4 separate regions of the Homo sapiens genome follow, and all the other regions are linked to region 1. A link is a loop called in an ENCODE intact Hi-C map of the cell type or tissue named here. Cell type or tissue: B cell. All regions are shown on one strand.

Region 1 (8,000 bases):
ATGCGGGGGGGTCTCACTGTGTTGCCTAGGCTGGTCTTGAACTCCTGACCTCTAGTTATCCTCCTGCCTGGGCCTTCCAAAGTGCTCAGATCATGGGCATGCACCCAGCCACATTTTTAACCTATATAAATAGAGATGGGGAGAAAAAACAAAAAACTCCAAAGCATTTTTCCTTCTGTCTTACACAGTTACTTCTGACATCAGGTATGTGGAGATTTTTCCCCCACACCAAGCAATTCTCCAGCAGACACCGGGTTCCTCTAAATCAATTCAATTCTGATACTATTTACCTAAAAATAGCATCAGATCCCACAGATTGAGGGATCAGTCATGCAAAACTGCCCCCTTCCCACTTCAGATGCCAGTTGCTATCACCTGTACTTCTGACCATCCAATTATAGATTGGAGGTTCCCACAAACCTTTCCTCAGGTTCAATTAATTTGCTAGAGCAGCCCAAAGAACTCAGGGAAACACTTACATACACTGGTTTATTACATAGGATAAGACAAAGGATACAGACGAACAGATTGATAAAGAAAAACAAAACACATAGGACAAAGTATGGGGGAAAGAGTGCGGAGCTTCCACACCTTCTTCAAGAGCCTATCCTCCAGGCATCTTTCCGTGTTCTGCTATCTGGAAACTCTCCAAACTCTGCCCTTTTGGGTTTTAATGGAGGCTTTGTTATGTCAGCATGGTGAGTTGATTAAACCATTGGCCATTGGCAGTCAACTCAACCTTCAGCCCCTCCCTTCTCCCCAGAGATTGTGAGTGGGCTGAAAATCCCAACCCTCTAATCCTGCCTTGGTCTTTCTGGTGACCAGCCCCAGCCACCAGTCACCTCATTAGCATGCAAAAGACACTCTTATCACTCTGGAGATTCCAAGAGTTTTAGGAGCTGAAGGGCAGGAACCAGGGTCAGAAACCAAATATATACTTCCTATTATATCACAATATCACACACACTAGCTTGGGTCAATCAGTTGCATTAATTATTTGTGTATGATGTGAAGTACTCTTTTTAGTCACAAATTTATCTCTTTCAAATTACCAGGTAGGAAGTCAAAGGGAAAATTCTTTATTTCACTTTTGGAAAACTAATGAATAAACTAAATTAGTAATTACATGCTATTTCCACTTCTGTAAAAATGATATAGACCCTATATGCCTGTTATGAATAATAGATGAGCTTTGCAATGAAGAGCTATGCATGTTACTTTTTATTAGAATGAGTATGGCTTCAATTTTTATGTGACTATCAAAAGAGAAATATGGTTCTTTTTTCTAATTTAGAGTTTATCTAATAATGGTCCATGAGCTCTTGTGACCTCTCTTTAAACTAAGGTACATCTCACTGTTTCAACTCATGCCTCTGTGTCCTGCTCAGTGATTCACCATCTCCCTATACAAGAGATCCCCGACCTAGCAAGCTCATCTACAAACAAATATTCTTATTCTTGGAACAGAGTTGCCAAAAGCAGAGGCACACAGAAAAAAAAGTCTGTGTTTGAGAGCTCAGGAGAGAGAGGAGCCAAAAGAAACATCTACCAGCAGCTAAATGATTTGGTTCCTGAAGGGATTCGCTTCCATGAATAAGAATACGAGTAGGTACTCTCATTGGTACTTCTTCCTTATCTGTAGGTACCTGAGATGACTGTGTCCTCTAAAGCTTCTGTGATGCTAGATGCACCCAACATCATTTTCTATAATTGAGGATCGTAGCTTTCCCCTGTGATCCTCTGGCTCTATTGTGGGAAGATAGTCAAAAAATCATCTTTTAAAGTAGGAAATAAACTTCTTTTTATAGAATCAGCTCCCCTTCCTCTGCGCTTGTGGTTTCCATTACTATAAAAGAGAGCACTGAAGTCCAAAGAAAGTACTGTGTATTTCCCTTTTGGGGCCCTGATGTTCTGCCCATGGCATTCATGCCCCCAAAATTGTTTCATGCCACCATGAAATTGCCTCCACGTGGTGCCCATCTTTTTCCCTTCACTCATATTCTCAACATTTCCAGAACCAGAGAGAGAGAGACAGAGAAACAGAGAAGTTCTGACCTCAACACCACCTTTTCCTACAGAATATGTGGCACCCGTATTTTGTCAGAGAAGACAAATGCGTTGTTCCTCAGATTGGTAGGATTCATGGGCATTTCATCCTCATAATATGAGGTTGTATGCAGACAGTGCCTCCTGGTATCAAGAAGCCATGTGAGTTACACCACAGAGGAGAGGAAGTTAGGGGTTTCAAATATTTCAAAGAATAAGGAAGCTAAGTCATACTCAGAAGTTAACAAGAACTTTGGGGAGAGAGGAAGTCAAAATACAGAAATGCATTCAAAAAAAAGTTTAGGATGTAGAGGAGGATGGGATCACCATGAGACAGCCGTCCAATGCCCATGATAGTTCCTGTTACAGTAAGCCACATCTTCAGATAGAGAGAGAAAAGGCCACATGTATACTTACCTTGTATGAATGAGCACTGTTGTTTGATGAATTCCATCTCTTCCCCTCTTTTCAGTCCCTTCATCCTCATTGTAATAACAAGACTGCTGGTGATGTGGCCATGCAGAGCTCTTGTCCCTCATGTTCTTTCCACCTCGATCTTTCACTTTTCTCTATTTCTGCTTCTCCTGGTCCTACCTGGGCTCTCCCCAAGGGCTGCTCCTCACCGGGCAGCTAGTTACACGGCCACCACCACCCTGCCATCTACACAGAGGCCCTCCATCTCTCTGTGACCATTTTGATGAGATCTCTTTTTTTCATGGCATCCATCTTGGCAGTAGCAAGTTCATAGCCCAGAGTAAGAGGATTACCTGTTGGGATGCACAAAGGAATTTAAACCCCATTGAAATTTGTGACCCAAATCATTGTTTATGCTTAACAGAAATAGCAGCAATAAGATCGATTGAGGAATTATCTCACGTACTAAAACAGAAGACCTATCATTTTGTGGGAGGTAGTAGCCATGAATCCAAATCAAGCCTAGTAGTAGTACATTCCCCAGCGTGCTCAGAATATGCATAGAGAGTTTAAATCAAGGCGTAAGAGTTTCCAACCCTTCTATCTGTATGGCCAAGCCCCATTCATGTTAGTGCTGGAAGCATTCTTCCTGTATCTCATTGGTTTCTCGGGTACTTTTTCTCAATGTCTCCATTTAAAAACGTTTATATAGAGTTCTGGTTTCTGCTTGGGGATGCAGAGAACTGGAAACAATGATGCTTCCTTGCAACATGAAAGAAATCACACAAATTGCAAGGTCGCAATTTTTTTCAACCCATCACAGAGCTGGGATTGAGCTTCCAACTAGCTTGAAATCTAGGAAAGTTGTTGCCTGAGTGCTTGCTTACCTAAGGCAGGTACAGCTGGGCACTGGTAAGAAGAATTTAGCTGGAATCATTTAAAAATTGACTGAGGTCAAATGTGGGCTGGAAAGAGTACAGAGCCCCAGGGGCTCACGAGTATAGGGCGGTTCACACCTTCTTGCAAGCTTCGTATCCGGGAATGCCAGTGGGTGTTCACAAATAAAAAATGGGAGAGTCCTGAGAAGGCATTCCGCATGCTTTTCAAGGAAAAGAATAAATAGAAGTTAAAGGCTTTATACATCGATGTGCATCAAATGAGTTAATTAACAGAATATAAGGGAAGCAAAGACTTTACTATCTCATGTTGAGAGCAGACTACATACTCAAACCCTATTTCGTCTGTTTTTTGTTTGTTTGTTTGTTTGTTTGTTTGTTTTGAGATGGAGTCTTGCTTTGTCGCCCAGGCTGCAGTGCAGTGGTGCGATCTCCTCTCACTGCAACCTCCGCCTCCCCATTAGCAGGGATTACAGTCGCACACCACCACACCCGGCTAATTTTTTTTTTGTATTTTTAGTAGAGAAGGAGTTTCACCATGTTGGCCAGGCTGGTCTCGAACTCCTGACCTCATGTGATCTGCCTGCCTCGGCTTCCCAAAGTGCTGGAATACACGTGTGGGCCACTGCGCCCAGCCTCCTCCGTTAATCTATTATCATTCTTCTCTAATATTCTCAAACTTACTTAATTCATTAACGTGATATATGTTGACATCTCATTAAATATGTCTCTATTTATGACATACTCAACAACATGTGTGTAGTGTTATAAAATTTTAATTTATTTTATAAATATTTAACACTAACTGAGTGCCAGGCATTCTTCTATGCACTTAAATAGCAGACAGGCATGGTGGCCGACACCTGTAACCCCAGCACTTTAGGAGGCCGAGGCAGGAAGATCACTTGAGCCCAGAAGTTCAAGACCCTGTGGTTTCAGAGGCTGAGGTGGGAAGACCACTGGAGCCCAGGAGGTCAAGACTGCAGCGAGCCATTATTGCACCACTGCACTCCAGCCTGTGGGACAGAGGGAGTGAGACCCTGTCTCAGATGAAAGAAAGACAGAGAGAGAGAGAGGCATAGAGATGCATATGCACACAACGATTACATCGTAGGGCTGTTTAAATTACTCATTCTGGCTGGGGGTCTGTGCTCTAAACCACTATTGGTACGCTATTTCTGTGTGGCTGGTCTGGAAAGCTTCACACCACCCCCCTCTCCCTTCCCTGAATTTCCATATTCCCCCCAACCCTCATTATCCCTTTCAGAGTCTCGCAGGTTGAGGTGATGTGAGAGAGGAAGCAGAAGCGAAGGTTACGCGAGGAAAGCCCCTCGTTAAACTTGGGATTTTCACGGGGACTCAGTCCAGAGGAAGTTGAGAAAACCAACTTAAATTACGGTCTCGATCGCCATCTGGCGGTGGAAGTCCACATTACATCCGCGGAGCAATGGCTGGGAACGTTGCATAATAGAGCGGGGCTCAAATTCCAAATTAAGTTTCTGAATTTTTTCCATCTGGAATTTTATTTGATGATTAGTCTAGCATCGTAATGGTGTCCTTCGTGTTGACGTGAAAACCCAGTCTTCCTTCAGTTCATTTCCCGTTTATTAGGGATGCAAAACTCCAGCCACAGGTGACCTACGACTCTGACTCCTTCCCCACCTACTTTACCCTCCCCTCCCCCAGTACATTCTGGGGCTAAACCCTAAGAGGTACCCATGCATCGCTGGGCCGATGATGAAAATGAAGAAGTCTTCTGATGAAGCGAGACCCCGGAAGTGCAGCTTCAGGCAAAATCCTGAGCGAATTCTTTGCTGCCAGGACAGTCCATAGGCTCTTACTCTTAGAAATTACGTAAGCATGAGCAGTCAACGCTGAAAAGCAGAGAATGTGGTTTTCTGGCGGACTCCAGAGGGAGACCAGGAAATCCTCTCACTTACAATCCATCAAGAGTAGTTCCTCCAAATTGAGTACAAAGTCTCTAAAGGCCAGCAGAGACAAGTAAGGACTTGTAGTGAGCTGCAGCTCACCACCCGGATCAGAACATAAAAGACAGGAGACCTCACGGCCTGGAGACCCACTAGAGCAAAATCTGCCATCCCAGGCAGGGAGGAGAATCAGGCGGAGGCCTGACATGGTGAGGCCTTGCTCCAAGTGGAGAAGGTGCATAAACTTAACAACTTTGTTATTGCCCTGAGGATGTGATGTGGCAAAGGGGACAAGGATTGGATAGATTGTCTTACTGATGGAAGTTGGTAACAAACAAGGCAAATCAAAAAAGAAGCCATGAGATCCAGGGAACTGCTGTACAGGGGACATGGCTGCATAATATTAGTATAGTAACTCATTATGCACTTGTGTGGCAGACAGTGGCTGAATTCTGGAGACGGAAAATATTAATAAGACACGGAGTCCTGCTTACCACCCAGGAGACATATTAGCAAACAAAGGGGCACAGCAGAAATGTGTGTAAAATTAGGACATTGAAGTCACAAACAATTAGGAAAATTTTCTAGTGGAAATGACATTCAAGCTGATCGAGGGTATATGGAGAATGGCTTCCAAGTCTAACAAAGCATGAGCGGCTTGGACACTTGGACAGGCTTCGAGGGAAGTGAAAGTCTTTCGGAATTGGTAAAATGGGTGGGTGACAGATGAAGCAGAGGGCTAGGGATGGATGCCTCACACACCAGGCTAAGGACTTGGGTCTTTGATCTGCAGTCAGTAGGACCAGTATGCAGACTGATAGTAAGGGAAGGGTCATGGGCAGCTTCACGTTTTAGAAAGACTACTCTGATGGGAAGAGTGGGTTAGAGGAGCATAAAATTGAAAGCAGAGAAAGCAGCGTGGGTAACTGTTAGAGTAACACAGACCAGACATGATGGGGCTCGAATTAAAGTAGGATCAGGGATCTAGAGAGAGGGTCAGAGACATGTGAGGGAGCAGATGCAACATGATGTGTCGTCATCCATTGTATATGGGAGAGAGGAGAAGGCGAGAGCAGAAGATGCTTGGGAGACCAAGTGGTTAGTAATTCCAGTCATCAAGAAAGGACAGTTTAAGAGAACATTCCATATTAGACATTTTGTATTTGTAGGGCCTGTGGGTCATCCAGATGAAACTTTACTCTGTGTGGTAGATGGAATAATGCCCCCAACTGCCACCCCTGAAAGATCTGAATCTATGAAACCTGTGAATCTGTTACCTTACATGGCAAAAGGGACTTTGCATTAGTGATTAGATTAAGGATCTTGAGATGGGGAGATTATTCTGGATTAGCCAAGTGGTCCTGATATAATTACATGGGTCCTTCTAAGTGAAAGAAAGAGGCAAGAGAATAGAAGGAGATGTGATATTAGAAGCAAAAATCAGAGGAAAGTGATTGCTGGAAGGGGGCTACAAGCCGAGGAATGCAGCTGGTCGCTGCAAGCTGGAAGAGGCAAAAAACAGATTATCCGCTAAAGCCTTCAGAAGGGGAACACAGACAAGCTAACACCTTGATTAGCCCTGTACAAGTGTTAAAAGAAAAACTTTGAACAAATGAAATTTATTTTGATTTATTTGAGCAAAGCACAATTCATGAATTGGGCAGCATCCAGGACCAGAAGAGGTACAGAGAGCTCCACTGAGCAATAGGGGCAGGCAATATTTATAGAGAGAAAAAGGAAGTGGTATACAGAAGCAGCTTGTTTACAGCTCAGTATTTGCCTTATTTGATCATGGTCTGATCAGTTGGCAACCTGTGATTGCCTGAAGCTTGGCTGCTGTGTTTGCCTGAGACTCAGCTATTTATTACAAGAATATGCTCTTAAGTTAGGGTACAATTTTCTTACACATTAAGTTAGATTTCAGTATACTACGTAGGAATTCAAAGTACAGAGGCCGCTTTAAGCCAAATTTAATTTAATTTAACAGGACCCATTTTAGGCTTATAATTTCCAGAACTGTCCAACAATAAATTTTTGTTGTTTTAAAACACTAAATTGTGGTAATTTGTTACAGCACCAATAGGAAACTAATATATCCTGTAATCACGAAGCAATATAGCTCAAACCTCAGGCTTGGGGACCATATGGATTTGAGTTCTTATCATAGCTCCATCGCTTCCTACCCATATGAACTTGCGTGTCTTAATTAACCTCCCTAAGCCTCCACTTTCTCATTTGTAAAATGGGACTATCTACTAGAATTTCTGTCTGGAAAGAGGAATGGGGAGGCAGTGTGGTCAGCTGTTTTGCATAACAAGCCCTGTAGAAATACAGATGCTCCTTGACTTCAGGTGGGTTTGTGTCCTGATAAACTGCAAGTTGAAAATGCATTCAATACCCCTAACCTATCAAACATCATAGTTTAGCCCAGCCTACCCTCAACATGCTCAGAACACTTACATTAGCGTGGCTGACTGGGAGCTGTGGCTCACTACTGCTGCTCAGCGTCAGGTGAGAGTGTTATACCACATATCACTAGCCCAGAGAAAGACTGACATTTCAAATTTGAAGTACATTTCTTCCAGAATGTGTACTGCTTTCACGCCATCACAGCTGAACAATCTTAAGTGGAACCATCATAAGTCAGGAACCATCTGTATTTGATGTTTTAAACCATGTCATGTATAACTTTTTTAAAAAAAAGATAAAATAATTT
Region 2 (8,000 bases), 680 kb before region 1:
TGCTCACCCTGAAGGGCGTGGGGCCCCATCTTTCCTGTTGACTCACATTCCAGGGATGCGTATCCTCTAGTCTGTCACGCCATGAGACATCGTTGCTAGACACAGATATACCCCAGAGTTGCAGGGGTGGGGGCAAGGGGATGACATGCGGTCTGTGATCCCGCACCCACCCCACCTCAGAGCCAGCTATGTCTTCAGTGCTTGATTCTTTGATGCTGGCTCTGGAAAAGCCACTTTCCCCCAAACTCCCCATCACGAGCCAGGAAGGCAGCCACCATTCCTTCAACTCCCTCCAAGTTGTTTATTTAATAATAATAAAAAAGAAATGCACACACATAAACCTGAACTCCCCCCCACCCCACCCTCCCTTACTCCCAGTAACTAGCTCCAAAATGAAAAAACTTCCCTTGTCCCACCTGGGGACTAAATTCCCACCTCCACTGCCATAACACTAGAGAAACAAAATAAAAAATATGCAGCAGCTCACCACCCACCCCACAACTGAACCTCACACAATCCCCTCAAACAAAGAAGCCAGGACTGGGGGTTCACAGGAATGAGAGGAGCCCTATATTCTGAAAAGGGATGAGAAGAGAGGTGAACACCCCCACCTCAAATAAGTGCTTAACCCCCACACCTGCTCTTTCCTTTACCAATTGCCCCAAGCCTGGGGATCAGGGAAATTTGAAACAGTCCCACCTGGCCACCTGGTACCCCCTCCCCCCGTTCTAAGTCAGTGTGAATGGCAGAGGTCAGGGATGATTGAGGTAGAGGGGCTGGTGGGAGGCCTGGTGGGCCTGGCTGGCTGCAGAGACTGGCAAGGGGCCACCTGTGGCATTGCCTGGGGTTGGGGATGGCTGTTTTCGGAGCGAGGGGGGCACTGTGGAGGTCTTGATGTGAATCACCCTGGTGTCCATGACCTCACACTCGATCTGCATCATCTCCTCATAGTCCCCCGGGGCCCCACGGCCTGACAGGGTCTCTGTGAGAAGGGGAGAGTTAAGGAAGAGGAGATGGGGAGGCAAACAGGGATTGCAGGGAGGAGGGGAGGAGGTCAGAAAAGTAGAGGTGAGCAGAGAGAAAAAGAAAGGGCAATAGTGAGGAGGCAGATCCATAGCGGGAGTTAAACAGGATGGCAGGGACAGAGTTTGGTGCAGGGGCAAGGAGAGGGTAGGAAAAGAAAAGGGCATTGAGTGTGGGGTCACACAGGAGAGGACATCAAGAGAAAAAAGTAAGTGAGAGTCTAGCAGGTTCCCGGCCCCCCGCCTCTGCCCAGTCATCTACCCAAGCACCTTCACCAGGGAAGGACCCTCACCCTTGTCTCCCTCCCAAGTCTCCTGCATGGTGCTCTTCCCTCCACCTACTTCCTGCTGCTTCTCACCTGTGGGTCCAGCAGCTCTCTGGATGCCCTGCTCCTCTCCCCCTTCCCCCTCAGCTCCCAGGCTGGATCTCCCTGTTGGAACTGCCCCCATACCCAGCAGGGAAAGAGTTACCATTGGGGGCCATGGCAGGCATCACCAGGGACATCTTGGGCCGGGAGGTCTTGTTGTGGCTGATGGCTGGGAGCAGCAGGTGGTCCTGGGGAACAGATGGGCCAGGCCAGAAGGGTGGAGGCAAAGATGCCAACAAGCTCCCCAGCCCTACTCTACATCCCCCCACTGAAGACAGACTGCTGGGAACCTGGGGTGACAGAGATGGAAGGGCAGGAGAAACTCACCCTTCGGAAAGAGACAACATAAAATGTGTCTTCCCGTCGGTCAATTGCATCCAAGAATGCTGGCTGCGAACGGTCTGGGTGGCGATATAGTTGCAGCTGGCCCACAGAATCCCTAGGCAGGTGGGGAAACAGGATTTGAGGGGAACTAAGCCCAATGCTCAGTTTCTACCAGGGAAGCGGGTAGGATGAGAGAAAAAGACAGGAGACCCCCAGTGGAGGAGGGAGGTATAATCCCACTGGTGACAGTAATGACAGGCACAGGACAGCTACTGGGGGTACAGCTCTTGAAAGTGGAATTTCACTTAATAAGTAAGCACCCCACCCCACACTCACCTTTCTGGGGGTCCAGGGGGTTGGATGGGGACTGCCTTAACTGGAGGTGACTTCTTCCGTGGCTGAGACTTCTGGAAGGAGAAGTATCTAAGGACTTGGAGAGGGTGAAGGGAAAAGGGAAAGAGACAAACAGCCCCTGGAAGCTGATGCCACCTCCCACTCAACCCTCCACTTCCTTCAAACGATCCCTCAAACTTCCACAGCGAGATGCCCACTAGAAATCCCCAGACAAGGCCTTTAGCCCTTGTCTTCAAGTGGCCTTCCTTGAACCAGCCACCCGCCCTACCTGTCTCTCCTGGGCCCTCTGAGGGATCTTCCTCCGGCCTCTCTGGTGGCGCTGGACCCAGCCACTCAACTCGTCAGCAAGCCTGGGGAAATGGAGGAGCTCAGGACCTCCATGCCAGGCCAAGATTCCCACCCTCCTTGCCCACCCACAGGAGTGAGGAGAGGGCAGGGAGCACTGGCGCTTTAGTACACAGGCCAGCCAGGCTGACTGCAGAAGGCCTTGGGAGGCCGGGGGAGCTGGATGCCCCAGCAATGAATCCCACACCTCAGGGACTCAGTGCGGTTGAAGTGCCGGCAATCAGAGGAGAGGAAGAGCTGGTCTAGGTCTCTTAGTAGTAGCTCCTTGGCGCCCCCAGGGAAGGCTGTCAGGTTGCTGGAGTGAAGCAGGAAGGAGACAACACTTGGAGACTGCCCAGCACTCCCACAACAAAGAAGGCGATGACGGCAAGAGAAAGCTTTGGGTCCCCCTCACTGAAAGCGGGGAGAAGACCAACTCATACCCTCAAACGAGAGGGGGCCCTCTCTCTCTCTCCTCACCTGAAACTGGGCTGGTCTGTGGGGCTGGGCTGGGGCTCCTTAGGGCCCTGGGAGGACCCCTGGAGAGGTTCAACTCCCTGAACTGGCTCTTGCTCTGAGAACCCCAGCAAGTGTCTCCGGGGTTGAGGCTCCCCCTTGTTCATCCGAGGAGAGATGGGAGCTGAAGGAGGCTCACTGATGCTGTGGATAAAGAAGGACTGAGCACAATGAAGAATTTCAGCTGTATCAAGTATCTAGGTAAGAATAAAGACTCTGCAGATGGACTGCTTGAGTTGCAATCTGTTATACAAGCCTGAGTCTGCCTCTGTAAGATGGGAATAAGGATGGTCCCTACATACAAAAAAGACAGTGCATCACCTAGAGCCTAGAACTCAGTAAGCACTTAATAGTCACTATTTCTACCAGCATTATCACCATCATCTACTCTCCACTGGAAAAATAATGGAGCAGGAGGCCGGGCGAGGTGGCTCAAGCCTGTAATCCTAGCACTTTGGGAGGCTGAGGTGGGCAGACTGCCTGAGCTCAGGAGTTCGAGACCAGCCTGGGCAACAACAGTGAAACCCTGTCTCTACTAAAAAATACAAAAAATTAGCCGGGCATGGTGGCGTGCGCCTGTAGTCCCAGCTACTTGGGAGGTTGAGGCAGGAGAATCACTTGAACCCAGGAAGCAGAGGTTGCAGTGAGCCGAGATCGTGCCACTGCACTCCAGCCTGGGCAACAGAACAAGGCTCCATCTCCAAGAAAAAAAGACAAATAATGGAGCAGGAAGGGGCTGGCCAGACACATCATCGGTGCCAAGGACACCAGAACCATTTGTATATAAGCAGAAGGAAATGGCCTGGGCCAAAGCAGGCAGCTAGGAGGCTGTAACGTGGGCTCCACCTGGAAGGTTCTAGTGAAGCAAGGAAGGTCTCACCTGACAGGTCCAAAGTTGAAGGCAATGAAGAGAAGGAAGACCATGATGCAGACCACCTTCCTGTTTCCAGACCCTAACTTGAGCTCGCTGTTCTAAGGTACAAAGAAGGAGACAAGAAAAAGGGGAATCATTCCAAGGAGGCTGTATTCCTGTTGGTCTCCCAGGGACAGACTGGTCTTACTTCAGCCAGCAGGGCCTCCAGCCGCCGCCGGAGGGCAGCATTCTCTCGGCGGAGCTGCTGGTTGTCAGCCAGTACTGCTTGCAGCCGAGCCTCCAGTCCCTGCAGATACTCTTTCTTCTTTCTCCGGGACTGGCAGGCTGACTCCCGGTTCTTGATCATTCGCTGCTGCCGCTTCAGCAGCTTTGCCTAGGCACCCGGAAGGTCAAAAAAGAATGACAGATGAGTTGGCAGAAGGAGACTATGCTCTCAAACCCCAAGGAATGATTTACCCAAAGCTCACATGGCCATTCCCCTGCCTTCCTGACCCACCTACATAGCCAGAGAGGTTTTTCCTCTCTACTCAAACACGCTAGGGAAGGGGCCCTTCTTTCAAACATTCCCTGCTACTGCTCCTCAGAGGTGGGAAAGGTTAGAGTGTGGGAAGAACTTTCTCCATGCTGGTGGAAACTCTTTCCTTCGTAACTCTTTCTTCCTGTCAGCCCACATTTGTAGGGTTCAAAGTTTAACCTTGTTATACTGCTTATACAGTTTACCTGATTTTCCCCTAGGAGGCAGCCTCCCTCCCCAACTATGGCCATGACCGTAGTCGTATAGTACAGTACGACTTCCTTGCCTTTAATTTATGGAGACCAACCCCATTTCTCCATCTGCAGTGACAGCAAACCTAAAGGACCCTAAAACTACCTGGAGTTGATATTCATATAGAAACAGGAGTCCATTCTGACCCTCAGAATGATCTAATGGGTCCGTTTCCTCACTTTTTTCTCCTAGGTATCGACTCCCTCCTCATCCCACAGTTCTCTCTATGGCAAGACTTCCCTCTTCCCTTCCCATCACTCGCCCTACTTCTCTCCTCCCCAACACTTACATCCACTTCAGGCGGGCAGGAGTTTCCAGGCATAGGAGCGGGAACGATGCTCTTCCTCTCAGGCCGTGGTAGAGAGGGAGCCGGCCCTTCAGGCTGGACTCGAATAGCACCCTGGATGAGGACAACTGGGGACACTGGGGCAAGTGAGCAGAGGTCAGAGGGCTGTGCGCTGGGTGGGGTCCTTGTGTCCACACCCACACAAGAGCACCCAAGGATTGGGCAGCCTCAATGGCTGCAAGCTCTCTGACAGGGTCAATGCAGCCCGCCTCCTTTTCTCCTTTTTTTCTTTTTTGAGATGCAGTCTTGCTCTGTCGACCAGGCTGGAGTGCAGTGGTGCGATCTCGGCTCACTGCAAGCTCCGCCTCCCGGGTTCACGCCATTCTCCTGCCTCAGCCTCCCCAGCAGCTGGAACTACAGACGCACGCCACCACGCCTGGCTAATTTTTTTGTATTTTTAGTAGAGACGGGGTTTCACTGTGTTAGTCAGGATGGTCTCGATCTCCTGACCTTGTGATCCGCCTGCCTTGGCCTGCCAAAGTGCTGGGATTACAGGCGTGAGCCACTGTGCCTGGCCTTTTTTTTTTAATTAATTAATTAATTTTTATTTTTATTTTTTGGTTTTTCTTTTTTCTTTTTTTTTTTTTTGAGACAAAGTCTCGCTTTGTCGCCCAGGCTGGAGTGCAGTGGCATGATCTCGGCTCACTGCAACCTCCGCCTCCTGGGTTCAAGTGATTCTCCTGCCTCAGCCTCCCGAGGAGCTGGGATTACAGGCGCCTGCCACCACTCCACGCTAATTTTTGTATTTTTAGTAGAGACAAGGTTTCACCACGTTGGCCAGGCTGGTCTTAAACTTCTGACCTCAGGTGATTCGCCCGCCTCAGCCTCCCAAAGTGCTGGGATTACCGGCGTGAGCCACCATGCCCGGCCCTTTTCTCCTTCTTCAGTACCTGGGGGTGGCTGGACGAGGGACTGCAGAAGGACTGTGGTGCTGGGAGGCACAGCTCTGGATGGCATTGGGACAGTGGTTAGCACTACAGGTTTGGGCTGCAGTGGCGGCTTCCGGGTGGGCAGGGCTTTGCCTGAAGGAAGGTGAGAGAAAAGAACAAGAAATGTCAGGACCAAAGGCCTCTCACTAGGGATTCCAAGTGTCAGGAGACTCCATTACCTGAGGAGCCATCAAGGGATGGGCCCATGCTGATCTGGACAGCTCCAAGTGAGGGGGCTGGGACATCCCACAGGAGGCATCCTGAAGGGGACAGGGACTCTGTCTTCACTTCCAGGACCTCCTCTCCTATAAAAGCCTATGTGGGGCATTCCAGAGATACATTAGTCAGGAAGAGTGTCGAGGAGAAGGAGCTGAAGAAGGGAAAGCTCTCATACCTCTAGGTCAGGAGGAACTCACTGGAAAACCTGGAGGAAGGAAGGAAGGTGGTGCTCACCTGGCTGGAGGAGTCGGCTGAGAGCAGGGAGGCCTCAGAGTTGACGGAAGAACATGGAGAGACAGGTTCTATCTTGGTCTGGACATCTGTGGGAGGCAGGATGAGGCAAAAGCTGGATATCATGTAAACACTGAAGGGTTAAGAGGGTTAAGATGGGAGGCTGGGCATGGTGGCTCACGCCTGTAATCTCAGCACTTTGGGAGGCCAAGGCGGGCAGATCACCTGAGGTCAGGAGTTCAAGACCAGCCTGACCAACATGGAGAAACCCCGTCTCTACTAAAAATACAAAATTAGTCGGGCATGGTGGCGCATCCCTGTGTCCCAGATACTCAGGAGGCTGAGGCAGGAGAATCGCTTGAACCTGGGAGGCAAAGGTTGCAGTGAGCCAAGATCGCGCCATTGCACTCCAGCCTGGGCAAGAAGAGCAAAACTCCATCTCAAAAAAATAAAAAAGAGGGTTAAGATGGGGAAATGGGTCCTTTCTCTTTGAACCTGAAAATAAAACTCTTCTGGCCCTAGATTACAGGCCATCCAGGAGGGGCAGTCACAGAGCTGCTCACCTGCTGGCTCTCCGCCCCGCTTTTCGCCTAGTGCTTCCCTTTCTCCTTTAGTGGCTCCTCTGATTTTTCTCATCCCTGCTCCATGTTCCTCAAAGCTGTCTTTGCCCTTCTGCGTTTCCCTCTTTCTTGTTCACAGAACTTGTCTATTCACATAGAATAGGCCTGAGCAGGGGAAGTGGCAGGGGGGTCTCCAGCATTCACATGGCCCAAATTCCTATCTTGCTGGATTTCCACCTTATCCCTGCCCAATGCATCTCCATGCTGACAACCGCCAAGTGTGCATCTCCCCCTGGCTGCTCACCTGCACCAGATTCTGACTTCCAAGCTGCCTGCTGGTCCCTTCCATTCTCATGCCTCACCAGTCACCCAAATCTAACTGGCCATAAATGAGGCTTCCTGATTGCCCCGTCACACAAGTTTTCCTCCCAGGCACCAAACAGCAAAGCCTCAGTCACCTCTGAGCCTCCATGGCCTCCAATAAATCTGCCTTTATGACTTGTTGATCACTCCATGAAAGAAAATGCTAGGCCCCATGTCGGTGAAATAAAACCCTTCTGAGGGCCAGATTCAGCCCACAGGTCAACAGTCCACCACTACCTCTGGTCCATACCGTTCACTTTGGTACTTAATTATATGATCACTAAGATTGCTTTTTAAAACTTCAATTTATATTTTTGAATAGATAATACAGTCATGATACAAATCCAAACGAACAAAGGAAAATTAAGTCAAAAAAAAAATCTTGGCGGGGCACGGTGGCTCACGCCTGTAATCCCAGCACTTTGGGAGGCCGAGGCAGGTGGATCACGAGGTCAGGAGATCGAGACCATCCTGGCTAACACGGTGAAACCCCGTCTCTACTAAAAAAATAGAAAAATTAGCCAGGCGTGGTGGCGGACGCCTGTAGTCCCAGCAACTTGGGAGACTGAGGGAGGAGAATGGCATGAACCCAGGGGGCGGAGCTTGCAGTGAGCCGAGATTGCGCCACTGCACTCCAGCCTGGGTAGAGCGAGACTCTGTCTCAAAAAAAAAAAAAAAAAAAACTTCCCTTCCCGGTCCTCCAGTCACTCAGATTCCCTACACAGAGATAACCACTATCAGAACTATTTAACCATGGCTGGGCATGGTGGCTCACGCCTGTAATCCCAGCACTTTGGGAGGCCG
Region 3 (8,000 bases), 750 kb before region 1:
TGGAAGTCGCTCTGCAGATTCCTCCAGGCCCACCACCAACTCGCCCACCCCCACCGCTGGCTGAGGCACTAGGTCCCCCCCGTGAAGTACAAAGACCCCCACTTTGGGGCAGAGTGTGTGTGGGTCCTTACCTGGGCTGAGGGTGCGGGCGGTTCCCTGGATGCTGTCGGCCTTGTGGGGTCCTCGCAGCCCATACAGTGTCAGGCTGTACAGAGTCCCGGAACGCAGGTCCCGGAGCACGGCCGAGTGCCGCGTCCCCGGCACCATCAGCTCGCGCTGCAGCAGTGGACGCGGATGCGGCTCCAGAGTGCTTGGTGATGGAACCCCAAAGCGGAGCAGGAAGGAGTCGAAGGCCCCCGGTGGGGCCTCCCAGTTGAGCCTCAGTGAACTGGTGGTCACGTCAGTCACAGACAGCTGGGACAGGCGGGGCCTTGACTCCTCTGAGGTCTGACCAGCAGGAGCCAGCCCTGCACGGAGTGGGTGGGGGAGAAGGGATTGGAGACAGAAGCACACCAGCTTGGTGACCCAGAGCACGTCCCTTCCACCCCCCTCCCTGCCCCCGTTTCTCTATCTGTAACCAGGGACTTGCAGCCACAGGGGGGTCCTGTGGGGCAGAGCTAAAGGCCACTCGCATCCAGCCCATCCATCCTCTCTCCCTGGTACCCGCCTCACGCTCTTTCCCTGCGACCACCCCTTCTGAGCCCCCGTTTCTCCCTTCTGAGTCCTAGGCTAGAGGCCGGAGACGCCTGGTGGTACCTGTGGTGCCCTCAGCTGAGAGGGGCCCCAGGCGCTTCCCTTCATGGAGGCCATAGAGGAGGAACCTGTAGGGGGTGCTGGGCTCCAGGCCTGAGATGAGGATCTTGCTCTGGTCGCCGTCCACGAGCAAGGCCTGGGGCTGCCCGTTCGTGTCCTCATACTGGACCACGAAGGAATCAAAGGGGCCCTGGGCCACGCTCCACGAGAGGCGCATGGAGTCTGGGGTTGTGTCGGTCACGGTCAGCACTCCTAGGCGGGGCTCTTCAGGAGGCTCAGGGGCCTCTGGGGCTAACTCTGGGGCTGGTGTGTCCTCTTCTGGGGCTGCGTGGGAGAAGCCCAGGGGAGAATCTGAGTGAGGGGCGCCATGGGGTGCTCCATTTTTATCTTCCAGGCTTGGCCCAAGGCTGAGGTGGGAAGTTTATAGGTCCAGGCCCAGTCAGACAATGAAGTCGCTGTGGCCTCGTGACTCCTGCGAGCTCCCGCGCTGTCTGAGTCAGGTGCTCGCTTCCCCCTTCCACACCCCGGTGTCCTGCCGAGCCCACCTCGAGATATCACAGGCTCTGGCCCCACCCATGCCGGGATACATTCACTGAGCTTGAGGAGTGTGGTGCTCCCTTCTGAGAGAAGCTGAGGGTGGAACTGGCTGGTTGAGGTGACTGGCAAATCCCACCAGCCGTGCCGTGGTCAGGCCTGTCTGAGGTGGGCATCAGCGAGCTCTGGAAGAGGAGCCTGTACCACAAATGCAGCCACTGCTGTTGGTTTCTGTGTCCCCGCTCATTTTGTTTTCCAGTGATGTTCCTCTTAAGAAAATGCTCCTGACTCATCCACGGCAGGGAGGTTTGCCGCTATCTGGACAAGGCCACCCTTCGGGGAGGCGACAGCAGCCCCAGCGAGTAATGAGGAGCAGTGGCAGTGACGGGGCAGAGTCGGGGCTGGGAGATTAGAGAGCCCCTCCCAGGGCCTTTCCCTCCCGCCTGGCCTGGCTCCTGCTCTGGACTCCTTGATGGATGTTGAAGCCCACAGGGCTGCAGACTCCTCCTCCTTCCTGGGGACAGGCCAGGGCGCCCCACTCCGGCCTGCCCACTCCTGCAGTCATCTTTGTCTTCAGCCCAAATGCACAAGGAAACCCACACAAGCTGGCTTGCTATAGCCAGGCACAGCAGCCTCACCTGTCATTCCCAGGGCAGAGACCGGGCCCAGGCGCTTTCCCCCAAGGAGCCCGTAGAGCAGAAACTTGTATTTCTTGCCAGGCTCCAGGTCCTCTACGGTGACTGTGCGCTGGTCTGCGGCCACAGGCACTGCCCTGGGCTGCCCGTCCGTGTCCCTGTACTGGACCACGAAGGAGTCAAAGGGGCCCTGGGCTACCGTCCAGGACAGGCGCAGAGAGCTGGAGGTCTCCTCAGCCACGGTCAGTTCCCCCAGGTGGGGAGGTAGCTCCTTCTCCAGGGGAGCTGTGCAGAGGGAGGAGGGAAAGCTCTTAGTCACATGCTGCCTTTGCCTAAGCCCTGGCAGCCTCCCGGAGGTGTGAGGTTCTGGGAAATGGTCCCTCCAGTGTAGCCCCAGGGACAGCTCCTTGAGGAGACACACAGGCCTGCTCCCGCCATGCCCCACAGGAATGAGGGAGAACAGCCCCCTCCTCCTCTGGAGGCTGCTGCCCAAACTCCTTCCTGCCCCGCCCCTTCCCTGCTGTGATCGAGGATGCGCCAAATTCATTACAGATCATCTCCCGAGGGATGGGTGGCTGGGGGTGCAGAGAGGGCCTTTGTTTACCCTGACCCCCAGCCCCTGAGCAAGAATGAGGCCAGAGCTGAGAGAGACTCCCCGGAGGTCTCTGGGTTGTCACGGAGACACCCCAAACATCGAGAGCTGGTCTGGGCAGCCGGCCAATGCACGGCTCCCATCACTGCCAGGCTGTGATCTCCCCCTTGTCCCCTTGTGGCCATCAGCCTGAACATCCGTGCCTCCTGCTTCCCCAGCCCCACACTGACCCCACTGGGCCGGGGCAGCCAGGGTGGGGCAGGGAGAAGACAGGGGATTAGCTGGGAGAACAGAGGGCAGAGCAGAGGCTTGCCCGGGTGGGGCTGGGGCCGATGGGTGGGGATCTGTACCCCGTCCCCACAGTGAGGGTTTGGGAAGAGAATTACGGAGTCCCAGGGACCCAGGCCCAGACTGGCCGGCTGCTCTGTCCTCCTCTGGGCATAGTGACTCATGGTCCTGGGAGTGGGGTGAGGGTCGGTGACCCACCACACCCCTTCCTCAGGGAGCTGAGTCATAGGCATAGTGACACCAGGTTTTTCCATCGTCTTTCCATAGCCAAGCCCTCCCTTTTCTTCCACCCCTCGGCTCCGAGTCAGGGAGGAGGGAGGAGGATGGGAACCACTACTGAGTCCAGCGCCATTCCCAGCATTATGCAGGTGAGGACACTGAGGTCCCGGGGATGAAGCGGCTTGTCCATGGTCACCCTGGCAAAGGCTAGGACTGGAACTGGAACACAGATCTGCTGGCCCCAAAGCCCGTGTCCCTTTTATTTCCTCAGCAGTCAGCGAATGAAAGGAAGTAATGCATATGCTTCAGAACTGTGCCTGACACACAGAGGGACTCACTTTCGGAGTTAAGATGGTTGTGTCAGGGCTGATAGAGGGAATCTCACGGGAAGGCTGCAGGGCCAGCTCTGAGGGCTCGGATGAGAGGCAGCTCTGGAAAAGGTGGAGGCTGGACTGGGACTCACCTGTGGTGCTGTCAGCAGAGATGGGGCCCAGTCGTTTCCTGCCTGACAGACCATAGAGCAGGAACCTGTATTTCCTACTGGGCTCCAGGCCCTGGACTGTGACCTCCCGCTGGTTGGCTGCCACCGGCACCACCTGGAGCCGACCATCCTTATCCTTGTACTGGACCACGAAGGAGTCGAATTCGCCCTCAGGGACCGTCCACGAGAGGCCCACGGAGTCAGGGGTCGCATCTGTCACAGTCAGCTCCCCCAGGCGGGGAGACGGTTTGGTGTCTGGGGCTGGAAAAGACAGTGAGGTGCATGGAGAGTGGGATGGAGGCAAAGGGGCCACGGAGCTTCCTGGGCTGCTATGGCTCTGTGAGCCGGTCCCAGGAACGGGAGGGTGACTGGGCCAGGAGTAGGAATAAAAGAGGAGCCAGACAAGAAAGCAAGTGTCCCCTGGGGTGCAGGGAAAGTAGGGAGAGGGATGAGTGTGAGTGGGAGAGGAGAGCTCAGGGCCTGGGTTTTCCTGGACCCAATAAATCAGTGGGTGCTGAGGACTGGAGTGTGGGGCACAGAACGTGAAATTCCAACAGGTGCCACAAGGGGGCGAAGGCTCTGGCCGCGGGAGGCCTCCAGCCCTCACTCACCGGTCCTGGCCTCCACAGGGACTGGGCCGTGGCGTTTCCCATTCTGGAGTCCAAAGAGCAGGAACTTGTACTTGCGGGCCGGGTCCAGCCCCGAGACGGCGACCGCTCGGAGGTCTCCGCTCACAGGCACTGCCTGGGGCTGCCCCTGCGCGTCCCTGTACTGTACCAGGAAGGAGTCAAAGGGGCCCTGGGCCACCGTCCATGAGAGGCCCACTGAGTCCGAGGTCACGGCCGCCACCGCCAGCTCCCCCAGGCGGGGCTCCACCGGCAGTGGTGTGGGCAGGGGCGCTGAAAAGAGCAGAGCAGGCCCATGGGTCAGGAGGCAGGACCCTGCGCAAGGGAGGCAGTGCTCTCCCAGGACTGGAGTGAGCATTTCTTAGCGGCCTCCTCTAAAACGCTTGTTTTAGAATCTGTGCCCTGCATTGCTGTAAGCAGCTCACAAACAGTGGTGCATTTAACCCTCGCACAACATATGAAGTGGGTGCCATTATTATCATCACCCCAACTTTGCAGGAATCTGAAGCACAAGGTTAGGAAACGCCTGCAAAGTCGCACAATCACTACATTCGAAGGCACATGCAGATCTGGGCAGCTGGATCTGAAGCACTTTCTGAGCCACTAAAATACTCCTTAAGGGAGCCTGAAGACTAACAAATGAGCACACGAGCAACATGGAGGTTCCAGATCACAATGGGAGAAGGAAGCTACAACAAACAGGGCATGGACTACCTGCCCATCTGACTCCACACAGTCTCCATGAATCCAAGGATGAGGCAGGATCATTAGCAACATGGGAGAAAAGACAGAAACCTAGAGGCCCAGTCAAAAGAGGTGCCAAGATCCAAAGGAGAAACACAAGGGGGCTGCAGAGGTAAACCTGGGGACGAGGGCCTGTCCCCCCACTCACCCGTGATGCCCACGGTGGACACTGGGCCCACGCGCTGCCCCTCGTGGAGGCCGTACAGATGCATCTTGTATTTGCGCCCGGGCTCCAGGCCCCCCACGGTGACCTCGCTCTCCTCGCCCCTGACACGCACCACCTGGGGCTGCCCGTCCCTGTCCTTGTACTGCACGGTGAAGGAGTCGAAGCGGCCCTGGGGGACGGTCCAGGAGAGGCTCAGCGAGTCAGGGGAGGATCCTGTCACTGTCAACTCCCCCAGGAGCGGCTCCTCAGGGGCCTCCGGGGCCTCAGTGCTGGGTTCTGTGGGGCTGGGGGTCTCTTCCTCTGCAGTGGAGAAGGAGGGAGAGAGAGTGAGGGGGATGTCCTTGGGTCCTGGGGAAAAGGAGGGAGAAGCCAAGGCTATGACTGGGGGACCTGAGGTCATTTCAGAGAAGTCCATTCTTGGGGCTGGGTGGTCCTGCTCAGCTGACAGCTAACACACGTAACAAGTTCCAGGGTCAGCTGTGGGGGACCTGGCACAGCCACCAGCACAGCAAAACTCCTGATGGCCCCTCCCTGCTCAGGGGGAGCCAGGGGTCAACCACATAGGAAGGCCCAAGGGGAGTCCCAGCCCCAGCCACAAGCAGTTCTGTGGTGCTGACCAGACCCCTGTCCCATTCCCCACCAGTCATCACCAAAGAGCAAGAGGTGGCCCTCCCACAGCTCCCACCCTGGGGCTCCCATCATTCACTCACCCGTCACCCCAATGGCAGACACAGGGCCTACGCGCTGGCCACCGTGGAAGCCGTACAGGTTCATCTTGTATTTATGGTCTGGCTCCAGGCCTGAGATGGTGACCCCGTCCTCGTGCCCCGGCACCCGCACCGCCTTGGGCTGCCCATCCCCATTCCTGTACTGGACCAGGAAGTGGTCAAACTGGCCCTCGGGAACCATCCAGGACAGGCTGAGGGAGTCGGGGGTGGCATCTGTCACGGTCAGCTCCCCCAGGCGAGGCTTGATGGGGGGCTCAGGGGTCATGGTAGGCACTGCTTGGGTGGTCTCGGCTTCATCCTTTGGAGCTGGACAGACACGTGTGGGGACAGTGAGGACCCTGGGTTCTCAGTTCAGCATAGAAAGGATGTGTCACAAAACACAAAGTGCCCAAGAACAGGACGATGCTGCCCACAGCGCCTCCAGCACAGCTCTTCATCCTCTCCTCCCCTGCGGCCTTTCCTATCCCTCACCCTGACCCCCCTGCCCTCGGCCCCCACCTCACCCCCACCTCCCAACACCCAGGCCACCTCTCCCTGTCCCTCCAGCACCGCCTCTCTTTTGAGCACAGCTCCACTTGGCCTCTGCACCCTTACCCTCCCTGCACTGGGGTCTCCTCGCCATCTTTTGTTCACTGGGCTTCTGTCTTTGCTCTGCAACAAGCTCAGCACACTCCTCCCGAGGCCAGAGCCTGGGGTGTGTTCCTGGACCCAGCCCCTCACCAGCTGCCAGCAGCCTCAGAGTTACCTCTCCCCCGAGTTTCCCTGGATACCTTCCTCCCCAACCTCCAGTCCCCGATCCTAGTTTGAGCCACTGTCACCTCTCACCAGGGCCACCAACTGCCTATTGGCTTCCCTGCCTCTAGGCTCCCTGCCACCCCATCCCCATCTTTAGCCCCCACAGATGAGCTTCACACAGGCACAGCTGCTGGGGCCATCTCAGCACAGACCTGGGCAATCACATCCTCATCCCTGGGAGACCCCAGGCCTCCTCTGCTCCCACACTTCAGGACTATCTATTCACTGCAAAGGACACCCCACTCAATCCTCAGTACTTCTCACACACCATGCTCTTTCTAGCCTCCTGGCCTTTGCACCACCTGTGCTGATCTGACACGCTTCACCTTCTCTCTAAAGCTGTCACCAAGCTAAGGCCTGCCTGGCCTCAGATCCTGACTGTCCCCTGAGTATCCACAGGTAGGGTGGTTTAGGTATTCCTGCCTGGCTCTGGGCTTCTTGTCACATGCTCACCCGCCTTTGCTTTCTTACTGGTCCACAGCCTGTCCCCCATGACGTTAGCCCCATTAGGACAGGAACTTTTCCCATTAGGACAGGAACCCTAACTCTGAGCCTAACCTCTGTGAGGATTCATGAATGCAAGAAAAATTCGCTTCAACAAATTCTAAGAGAGTTTCCAAATCTGTTACTGGGAGGAGCTTTGCTACAAAGGTGTTCTGTGATTTGCACACAAATATTCATAGCAGCATTATTCTTGATAGCTAAGAGGTGGAAGCAACCCAGATGTCCATCAATGGATGAAAGGATGAGCAAAGTGTGGTCTGTATGTGTAAAACGAAACATTATTCAGCCTGAAAAGGAAGGAAGTTCTGGCCAGGTGCAGTGGCTCTTGCCTATAATCCCAGCACTTTGGGAGGTCAAGGTGGGAGACTCGCTTGAGGCCAGGAGTTTGAGACCAGCCTGGGCAACATACCGAGACCCCCATTGCCACAGAAAATAAAATAAAAAGGAAATTCTGACTGATGCTACGACATAGATGAACCTTAAAGACATTGTATTTAATGAAATGAACCATTCAAAAAAGACAAATATTGTATGATTGCACTTATATGAGGTACCTAGAGTCAAATTCATAGAGACAGAGAGTAGAATGGTGTTGCCAGGGGCTGGGGCAAGGGGAGAATGGGAGTTCGTGTCTAGTGGGTAGGAAGTTTCAGTGTGGGAAGAGGAGTTCTGGAAGTGGAGGGTGACAGTCCACAGCAATGTGAGTGGACTTCATGCTGGACTGCAAACTAGAAAGCGATTAGAATGGCGAATTATGTCAAGTGTACTTTACTACAATAAAAAACAACAAAAAAAGTGTGTTCCTTGGACCAGTGGCATCAAGATAGATGAGAATCTTGTTAGAAATGGATGGTCGGCTGGGCGCCGTGGCTCACGCCTATGATCCCAGCACTTTGGGAGGCCGAGGAGGGCAGATCACGAGGTCAGGAGATTGA
Region 4 (8,000 bases), 380 kb before region 1:
TCACTCATAGGTGGGAATTGAACAATGAGATCACATGGACACAGGAAGGGGAATATCACACTCTGGGGACTGTGGTGGGGTCGGGGGAGGGGGGAGGGATAGCATTGGGAGATATACCTAATGCTAGATGACACATTAGTGGGTGCAGCGCACCAGCATGGCACATGTATACATATGTAACTAACCTGCACAATGTGCACATGTACCCTAAAACTTAGAGTATAATAAAAAAAAAAAATTAAAAAAAAAAACAGCTATAGTTTATCATATGTTAAAACAATACATTTTTATAGAGAAAGCTAAAATAAGATTTCTAGGAGACAAAGTGAATTGGGTTTTTGTGTGTGTGTGTGTGACCTTGGACATCTTTCTTTACTTTTTTGAGCCTGTATTTTCTCTGCTGTGTGGTGGAGACAATCATCCTAATGTTTTCCAAGCTGTGTCATGACCATGTGACATAAGAAGACGTCAAGGCTCAGGGACACATGCCCCACATCATCCATGACAAATGAAAATGTGATCCTGGTTTTCTCGTTTTTAATTTCGTGCTTCTTCCTCACTCAGCCTGCTTCACAAGAACACTGTGAGGGTCAAATGGGCTACAATCGCACTTTGAAGACTGCGCAGTGGGATATAAATGTAAGTGGGAGGCAGTGTAACAGGTGGCAGCATTTCCCTAAAGGACATTGATTCTGTCCGTATGTCCTACTCTGTAATCTGAGACAATGTCCCCAGCTTCCCGTGGCCATCCTTCACCAGGGAATCCAAACCACTCACGTGTCTCCCTCTCTCCTTTGGGGCGAAACCTGGTGCTACTGGGTCTTCTCACTTAGCCCCAGATGTATCTTCATCCACATAGCAGGTGGTCAGAAACAGGTCAGAGCCCTGGGGTGTGCTGATCAAAGACAGAACTGTGGGAGAGCCAGAGAGTGTGGAGGCCTCCTCCAGGACTTTGGGTGAAGGAGGATTTAAGCCGTCTCACCCCAGTTGAAGGCAGAGCCAAATCCCGGAGGCCCTGTGAAAATGAGATTGCATTCTGAAAATCAGAATAGCACATTCACCTCCTAACAGCTATAATCCTCTCAACAGTGAAACTCCGGGGACAAGTGGACTTTGGCTGGGTTCAGTTGTGAATTCTGCAGACGTGCACACAAAATCATGACACTGGCAATTCTCACCTTCCCCAGAAAGCCAAGGCCTTCATGGAGGCCTCATCTGCAACCCCCCAGTTAGGTCCTCACACAGACCCCACCGTCCCACACATCAGCGGGTGCTATCCACCCTTCCCTCCACCTTGCCACACATCAAAGATTCCCAACTAGTGCCAAGTCTCCACCAGAGCATGGCACTCATCGGGCTGGAGTTGGAAGCAAAACTGAATATCAAACGTGCCATCCCTCATTCCACTGATGAGAAAACAGAGACCCAGAGAAAGGAACTGCCCTCTCCAGGATCAGAGCTCTGGGCCAAGGTCCCTTGTGGGCTACTTTATTGCTCTTTTTACTCAGGTACTTTATCTCCCTTTGCTGAGTAATAAAAGGTTTAATTACTCTCAGATGTTTACCAAAGAAATGTAATAACCTTCTCAGCATAATATTTGGGCATGAAGAGTATAATGATAGGCATATTTTGTGTGTGTTTTTGTTTCTGCCAGATTTTCCTTTACGTTCCCCTTAAGTCTGTGTTCCTTGAGCTAGAGGGGGTCTCAGATATAGTCTCAGGATTTCAAGAGTTCTCCAGAACAATTTTTAATTTAATTGCAGATTTTCATGTCAATGTAATGATAAAAGCATATGCAGCATTATGATGTTACAAGGTTTGAGCCGATTTTTTCCTTAAGTTTCTTTCCCTCCCATTATGAGCAGCCCATAATTGGGTCCCCTGACTTACGGTTACGATTCTTAATGTAAGGGTTTCCCCCTCCATCCTTCAGTCTAGACAAAGACCCTCCCCTCACTGTAGAGGATGAGAGATTTGGAGAGAAGAGAAACATAATTAAACATGGACGAGGATAGGAGGGTCTCTTTACCCTGGTTCTCTCTCAATTGGAGTAGAGGGGAATGAACCCCACTTCACCTCCGGTTCCCAGAATGGTAGCGATGCCCACAGATGTCCCTCTCAGAGTGGCAGCAAAGGAAAAGTTCTCCAAGGCAAGAAGTGGCAGACTCTGGAAGGCTCCAACAGTGGGATGAAAGTTTGCTGCCTAAAATGCTGGGATGGAATGTTCCAGCAAGAGGAGAGTGGCATCAAGGACATAACAGTGATCGTCACCACTGTGGGAAGGACAGTGACGACCAGGAAACACGACGCGATAGTGACATATTGTGGGAGCTGATGATGCAAATGTGAGGAGAGACTTCTACACCAGCCCTGCTCCGCCTCCCACCTCAGAACTTAGAAATCACACGGCAGGTGAAGGAGAGGCTGCTATTAAATTAATTGTGTGAAAGCCCCTGAATTTATCTGGAAATTACCAGATGAACTCCTCTGTCAGAAGACATAATAATGCTTGGCATACAAATTAAAATCCGTAATAGGAAAATATAGAAATTTACTTTATACACCTGAATGTGTGAAAAGATGCCGCTCATTGCATGCATTCTGTAGTATCATCTCTATGGTACCAAATGCTGCAATTATTTGAATTTTTTATGGTCAGTCACATCAGCGCCAACTCACCGCGTAAAGAAGCTCCGTTTACACTCGCGTGTGTGTGTTCTCACAAATCATCTGCATACACTTTCTCAGAGGTCTGCCTGTGCTGAGAACTGTGTCCTAAATTATGCTACATATTATGGGAGGTCATTTTGTGCAGGAAGATGTTGGTGTGTGGGAGAGAAAAAAAGGAGTCACAATCTCTGCATTCTGACTAGAGTCCACCTCCAGGAGAAGCGGGAAAACAAGGCATAAGCTGCTAGAACTGAGGAGAGGGAAAAACAAGCATCCGGCGAGGGCAGGAGGAACAGGAGAGGGGAGTCATGGATCTGCCTGGCCACCAGAGGGCAGCAGAGACGGGCTCACTGTCGGCTTCAAGGATGTTCCGCAAGTCGATTCACTTACAGACTCTTCTTCAAATGCGGCGGTCACCTGTGACCCACATTCATAACTCCCTCAGCCACTAGACGACAAAAGAAGCCCTGAGTTTAGGCTGACTGAGATTTTCATTCTAGCTTTGCTATACATTTGGGCAAGCTTTACTTTGGGTAAGTCTGTTCTTTCCAGGGGTCTCAATTTTCTTAGTTTTTACACAGGGATAGTATGTGGGTGGCTCACATTAAAGTATCGTTGTAAGGATAAAGTAAGAATATAATCATGATACAAAATCCCTTTATAGCTATTAGGTGTCATTACTGGGAATGGAAGGTCTTGGAAAGAAGGTGGATAGAAAAATAGAGGAGATTAGAAATGAAGATAAGAAATCAAGGTCAATCCAAGAAATGTCAGGAAAGTGTTGCTATGAATATGGAGAAGTTCAGGCGACGCCATCAGCTGTTTCTTGGGGACCTGGTTGAAAGATGTTTTGAGAGCTCTTAGATCAACTCACCAGAAAGATGATTACTTTGTGGAGTCTCCCAGCAGTGAGACTTATACAGGTATCGTTTCCTCAGGGAAAGGAAAGAAAAATCAGCAGCTCTCATCTCCTGGAGGCACAGTGGCTTGTCCTCCACAGTCCCCTCGGTTTGCTGACTGACTGGAGGAGAGAGAGCACCTGCAGAAGCCCTGCGACTCCTCCCCCAGATGTGAGTGGGGGGCCTGGGATTCCCGAGGCCAGTGAGGGGAGGGTGGTGCTCACAGGACGGAGGCCTTTCCTCACAGCGTGGCCACGGTTCAATCTGCACCTCTGGCCATTTTTCTTGATTGGCAAAAAGAAGGAAAGAAGAAAGGAAGAAAGGGAGGAAGGGAGGGAGGGGGGAGGAAGGAGGGAGGGAAAGAAAAGAAAAGAAAAAAGAAGAAAAGAAAGAAAAGAGAAGAAAGGAGGAAGGGCAGGCAGTAGAACTTCTGAATAGGAAAATGCCCAAACATTTAGGGATGGAGGACTGAGGTATTCTTAGTTCTGGCTGACCTACAGTCTAAGTTGAGCTCTTTACATACATGGCTGTCATATACTTTACAAAAAGTGTCTGACAAACCAGTTCCTCTAAAACTTTTAATTTTAAAAAATTTAGGTTGGGTGTGGTGGCTCACACCTGTAATTTCAGCACTTTGGGAGGCCGAGGCATGTGAATCACCTGAGGTCAGGAGTTTGAGACCAGCCTGGGCAACATGGTGAAACCCCGTTTTTACTAAAAATACAAAAATTAGCTGGGCGTGGTGGTGCACGCCTGTAATCCCAGCTACTCCAGAGGCTAAGGTAGGAGAATCACTTGAACCTGGGAGGCGGAGGTTGCAGTGAGCTGAAATTGCGCCATTGCACTCCAGCCTGGGCAACAGAGTGAGACTCTGTCTCAAAAAATAAATAAAATAAAATAAAATAAATTTTTACTTTTAAATTTACTTTTATGAAAGAGTTACAGAAGTTTAAGACAATCACAATGATCATCTATTATTTTTTGAAAATGATGAAATTACCTAAAATTGATTCTACTGCAGGTGGGAGCCTATAAGACTAAAGTTCCCAGGAAGAGATGTAAGCTTCGGTGAAACCCACCTCAGTTGACTCCAAAACTAATGCAGATGCCCCCTTGGGGAATTGCGGGGAGAGGGTGTACAGAATGTGTTAATACCATCACACTCCTCCCAGGACCCCAAAGAAGCTGCACTCACAGAGATATCCGGGCATGTCTCACACTGGAAATAGGGGACCCTTCCAAATATTGGGAGAAAGAAGGCAAAGAAAATCATACCGATATACTAAGCCTCCTGCATTTGCACCCATCCAGCCTGCCATTCATCCTGGGTTCTTTTACTTGGTCCTCTTGGGGCCTCTGAGAGGATCTCCATCTCTGCGAAGTGCATTCCCCACCGGGCTGTTGCAGTTCCACACATGGCCAGTAGATGACAGGTTTGTTCAAGAACCGCCTCCAAGATTTTACTACTGCACCGCGATTTCAGAGTGGCGGGAAGGACTGAGAGTCCCATTTAGAAACTTCCCAAATCTTAACTGCCAATATCTTTCTTTCTAAAATTGTGTTTTTGTATTTCGTGGTAAACTCAGTTCAAAGCCGCGGATGGGGGCAGGAATAGGAAAACTGCTGCTGCTGCTGAATATGCTTCTCTCTCTTAAAGGTCCCAGCAGAATTCTGCCACTGAACCACCCTGGGAGAATGCGGGGGAAAGAGAGGAGGAGAGAAGGACAGAGAGAGAGAGAGAGCCAGAGAGGATATGAGGGAGATAGGGAGAGAGGACTGCTTCATTGTCTTAAATTCGTTGTAATCACGTCGCAATACCAGGCACTCATTCTTAAGGTAGCAAAGCAGAAAATATTATAAGTTCAGTTATTAATGTCATTTGCACTTTTGAGAGTAGAGAACATAGGCACTAATATTATAATAATTCAATAACTATGAAGGAATCAAGACAATCTTCAGGGAGGATGTGGTGCATGGAATGGAATGTAAGGAATCGTTCATACTTCATGTAGGTTTAGCATTTCTTGATTACAAGCTAAATAAGGGGTGGATTACTCATGAGTTTTCCGGGAAGGTGGTGGGCAATTCCTGGACTAAGGGCTTCTCTCCTTTTTAGACCATATAGGGTAATTTTGGATGTTGCCATGGCATCTGTAAACTGTCATGGCGCTGGTGGGAGTGTCTTTTAGCATGCTAATACTTTATAATTAGCATATAATGAGCAGTGAGGATGACCAGAGGTCACTCTTGTGGCCATGTTGGTTTTGGTGGGTTTTGGCCCGTTTCTTAACTGCAACCTGTTTTATCAGCAAGGTCTTCATGACCTGTATCCTGTGCAGACCTCCTATCTCATCCTGTGACTGAAAGTGCCTTAACCTCCTGGGAATGCAGCCCAGTAGCTCTCAGCCTCATTGTACCCAGCCCCTATTCAAGATGGAGTTGCTCCGGCTCAAACACCTCTGACATTTGTGGACACGTAGAAAAGGATAATTAATGGGTTAGCAGGATGAAAGGAAAACTATACCCCAAAGGATAGCCTAGCCATTGAAATTGATATGAACTGGAATATGAAAATAATTGGGGACAATTTAGTTTCATGACCATATATAAAACATTTAACTATGTCTGGTTGTATTTTAACATAAAATTGGGCATGGGAAACTATTTTTAAAATATTCTTTATTTTTTAAATTGACCTGGATTTTTCTTTCAACTTTTATTATTTTAAAAATTAGTTTAAGCCTAGCAGATTTCACATAATTTCAGACTCCTTTTGGCAAACAGTAAACATTACAGCCTGGAAAGCTTGATTGCTTATATATAAAACCCTAAGAGAGCTATTGAAAATGCCTAGAATGTGTGAATTTAACAATGGTAAAATACAAAAACAAATTGTAATTCTATACACCACAGCAGAATATCATATATAAAATTTAAAAATCACTTCATTATGACAGCAATAAAAACATAAAATACTTAGACATAAACTGAACCGAAAGATGTGTGATGTGAAACTATAAAATACTGATGAGAGAAACTGATAAAATTCTAAATGTGTAAAGAGATATAATATATTTTGATTTGGGAAGAATTGATATTTTTGAAATAACAGTTCTCAACACGATCTTGATCAATATTCCCACTGGGTTTCTTTGTGGCAATAGACAATTCTAAAATTTATATGAAAATACAAAGGATCTACAATAGCCAAAACTTATTTGAAAAAGGACAGAAGAAATATGCAAAGCTTGGTTTCAAGTCATGCTTCAAAGCTATGGGCAACATGTCAAGGCTAGTAATGTAAGTTAGAGAAACTTCAACAAAGAATTGTGCTTAGTTGTGGGAATCCATGGGAGATTCTGGAATGAAGATGCATAGGAAACAAATGCAAGAGATGAGTCCTGGGCCCTCAGTCATTTAGAAGTTGGGAAGATGGGAGACTTGGCAAGGCAGGCTGAGATCTGGCTGTTATTCTCGTGTGATGAGAATCTCAAGACAGTGAGGTTTAGTAACAAGTCAAGAAAATACATCAATGATGCAGTAGTGGTTAACTACATAAAATGCTTCTGATATGATGAATAAAATGACATCCTAGAGATGACCATTGGATTTGGCAACATGGAGCTAACACATGTCAGTGACAAGGAGTTCAGTTAAAGATGTGGACTGTAGCCTGATCTGTGAAGAGTGGAAGAAGAATGGGGAGGAATGGAAATAACAGGTGCAGCCCAATATTTTTAAGAGTTTCCTTCAGATTAGAAGTAAAAATTCATTAGCAGAGTTGGATTTAGGGAAAAGGAAATGCCGTGGCATGTTTATATGCTGATTGGAATCACTCACTAGAGAGAGGAAATTTTTTTGGTAAACTGGATAAAGATACTTACAACATATTAAACCATGAAAAGGATTAGTACCCAGAACATAGAAAGGCCTCCTACAAATCAATTAGTAAAGGACTATATTTTTCTGAGAAAAAAAATGGTAAAGGCAAGAAGAAACATTTTATAGTAACATGTATAAATGACATGTGAATATGTGAAAAAATTTCAAACTCTTCATTATAAGTCAGAGAAATGTAAATAAACGCCACACTGAAAAAACAATAAAAATATCAAAACCTAGCAAGGATGTGGGTCAATGTTTCTACCAACAGACTTCTGAAGGAAATAGAAATTGTTAGGATCATTTTGGAAAACAAGTCAGCATAACATAGTAAGGTTGAAAATATATATACATTATCATACTACATTACTACTACAATGCTACTCTAGAACATACATCAAGAACTATTGCAAGTTCATTACAACTTCATTCCTAATAGCAAAACATCAAAACAACTTAAGTATCCATTAACAACTGAATAACTTTATATATTTTCATATCAATTATAGTTATTTATACTATATAGTTATTTATAGTTAAATTCATAAA

What was found. Hi-C counts contacts between places; a loop is a spot of excess contacts. Peaks named below come from ENCODE experiments on the same cell type or tissue, not always from the same donor. Only the 100,000 strongest peaks of a DNase experiment are listed, where the experiment ranks them.
Region 2: a loop joins it to region 1, with 2.8 times the contacts of the local background. A loop is called at or near these places in 5 of 110 quality-filtered maps.
Region 3: a loop joins it to region 1, with 8 times the contacts of the local background. A loop is called at or near these places in 3 of 110 quality-filtered maps.
Region 4: it touches region 1 in a loop (7-fold over the local background); 103 of 110 quality-filtered maps call a loop at or near these places.

The regions. Positions count from the first base shown.
Region 1 is chr6:32,792,416-32,800,415 of GRCh38, forward strand. No RefSeq gene overlaps it. Among named protein-coding and RNA genes, the nearest start is that of HLA-DOB, 21 kb to the right of the region's middle. RefSeq lists an enhancer at 2,264-2,408 and a cis regulatory region at 2,336. In B cell, CTCF peaks have their summits at 4,780 (motif pointing left) and 4,985; DNase peaks (open chromatin) are centred at 2,306, 4,766, 5,066 and 7,005; H3K4me3 peaks cover 1,018 bases; H3K27ac peaks cover 2,090 bases.
Region 2 is chr6:32,114,987-32,122,986 of GRCh38, forward strand. It overlaps ATF6B (activating transcription factor 6 beta), which reads right to left. Exons shown (of 18, transcript NM_004381.5): 6 at 6,277-6,362; 7 at 6,003-6,138; 8 at 5,785-5,916; 9 at 4,838-4,971; 10 at 3,970-4,155; 11 at 3,789-3,880; 12 at 2,873-3,052; 13 at 2,601-2,708; 14 at 2,337-2,418; 15 at 2,051-2,121; 16 at 1,718-1,829; 17 at 1,494-1,578; 18 at 278-982. The coding sequence ends at 753. Among named protein-coding and RNA genes, the nearest start is that of ATF6B, 9.3 kb to the right of the region's middle. RefSeq lists a silencer at 3,906-4,200. In B cell, CTCF peaks have their summits at 1,908, 3,976 (motif pointing right) and 4,185; a DNase peak (open chromatin) is centred at 3,995.
Region 3 is chr6:32,044,250-32,052,249 of GRCh38, forward strand. It overlaps TNXB (tenascin XB), which reads right to left. Exons shown (of 44, transcript NM_001365276.2): 27 at 5,749-6,072; 28 at 5,021-5,338; 29 at 4,114-4,401; 30 at 3,485-3,763; 31 at 1,926-2,207; 32 at 757-1,077; 33 at 132-467. Among named protein-coding and RNA genes, the nearest start is that of CYP21A2, 9.8 kb to the left of the region's middle. RefSeq lists a silencer at 1,673-1,924 and enhancers at 2,338-3,537, 3,727-4,360. In B cell, CTCF peaks have their summits at 4,073 (motif pointing right) and 4,275; a DNase peak (open chromatin) is centred at 4,092.
Region 4 is chr6:32,410,631-32,418,630 of GRCh38, forward strand. No RefSeq gene overlaps it. Among named protein-coding and RNA genes, the nearest start is that of BTNL2, 7.4 kb to the left of the region's middle. RefSeq lists silencers at 3,596-3,871, 4,068-4,216. In B cell, CTCF peaks have their summits at 2,988 (motif pointing right), 3,189, 4,990 (motif pointing right) and 5,195; DNase peaks (open chromatin) are centred at 3,011 and 4,991; H3K4me3 peaks cover 387 bases; H3K27me3 peaks cover 1,350 bases.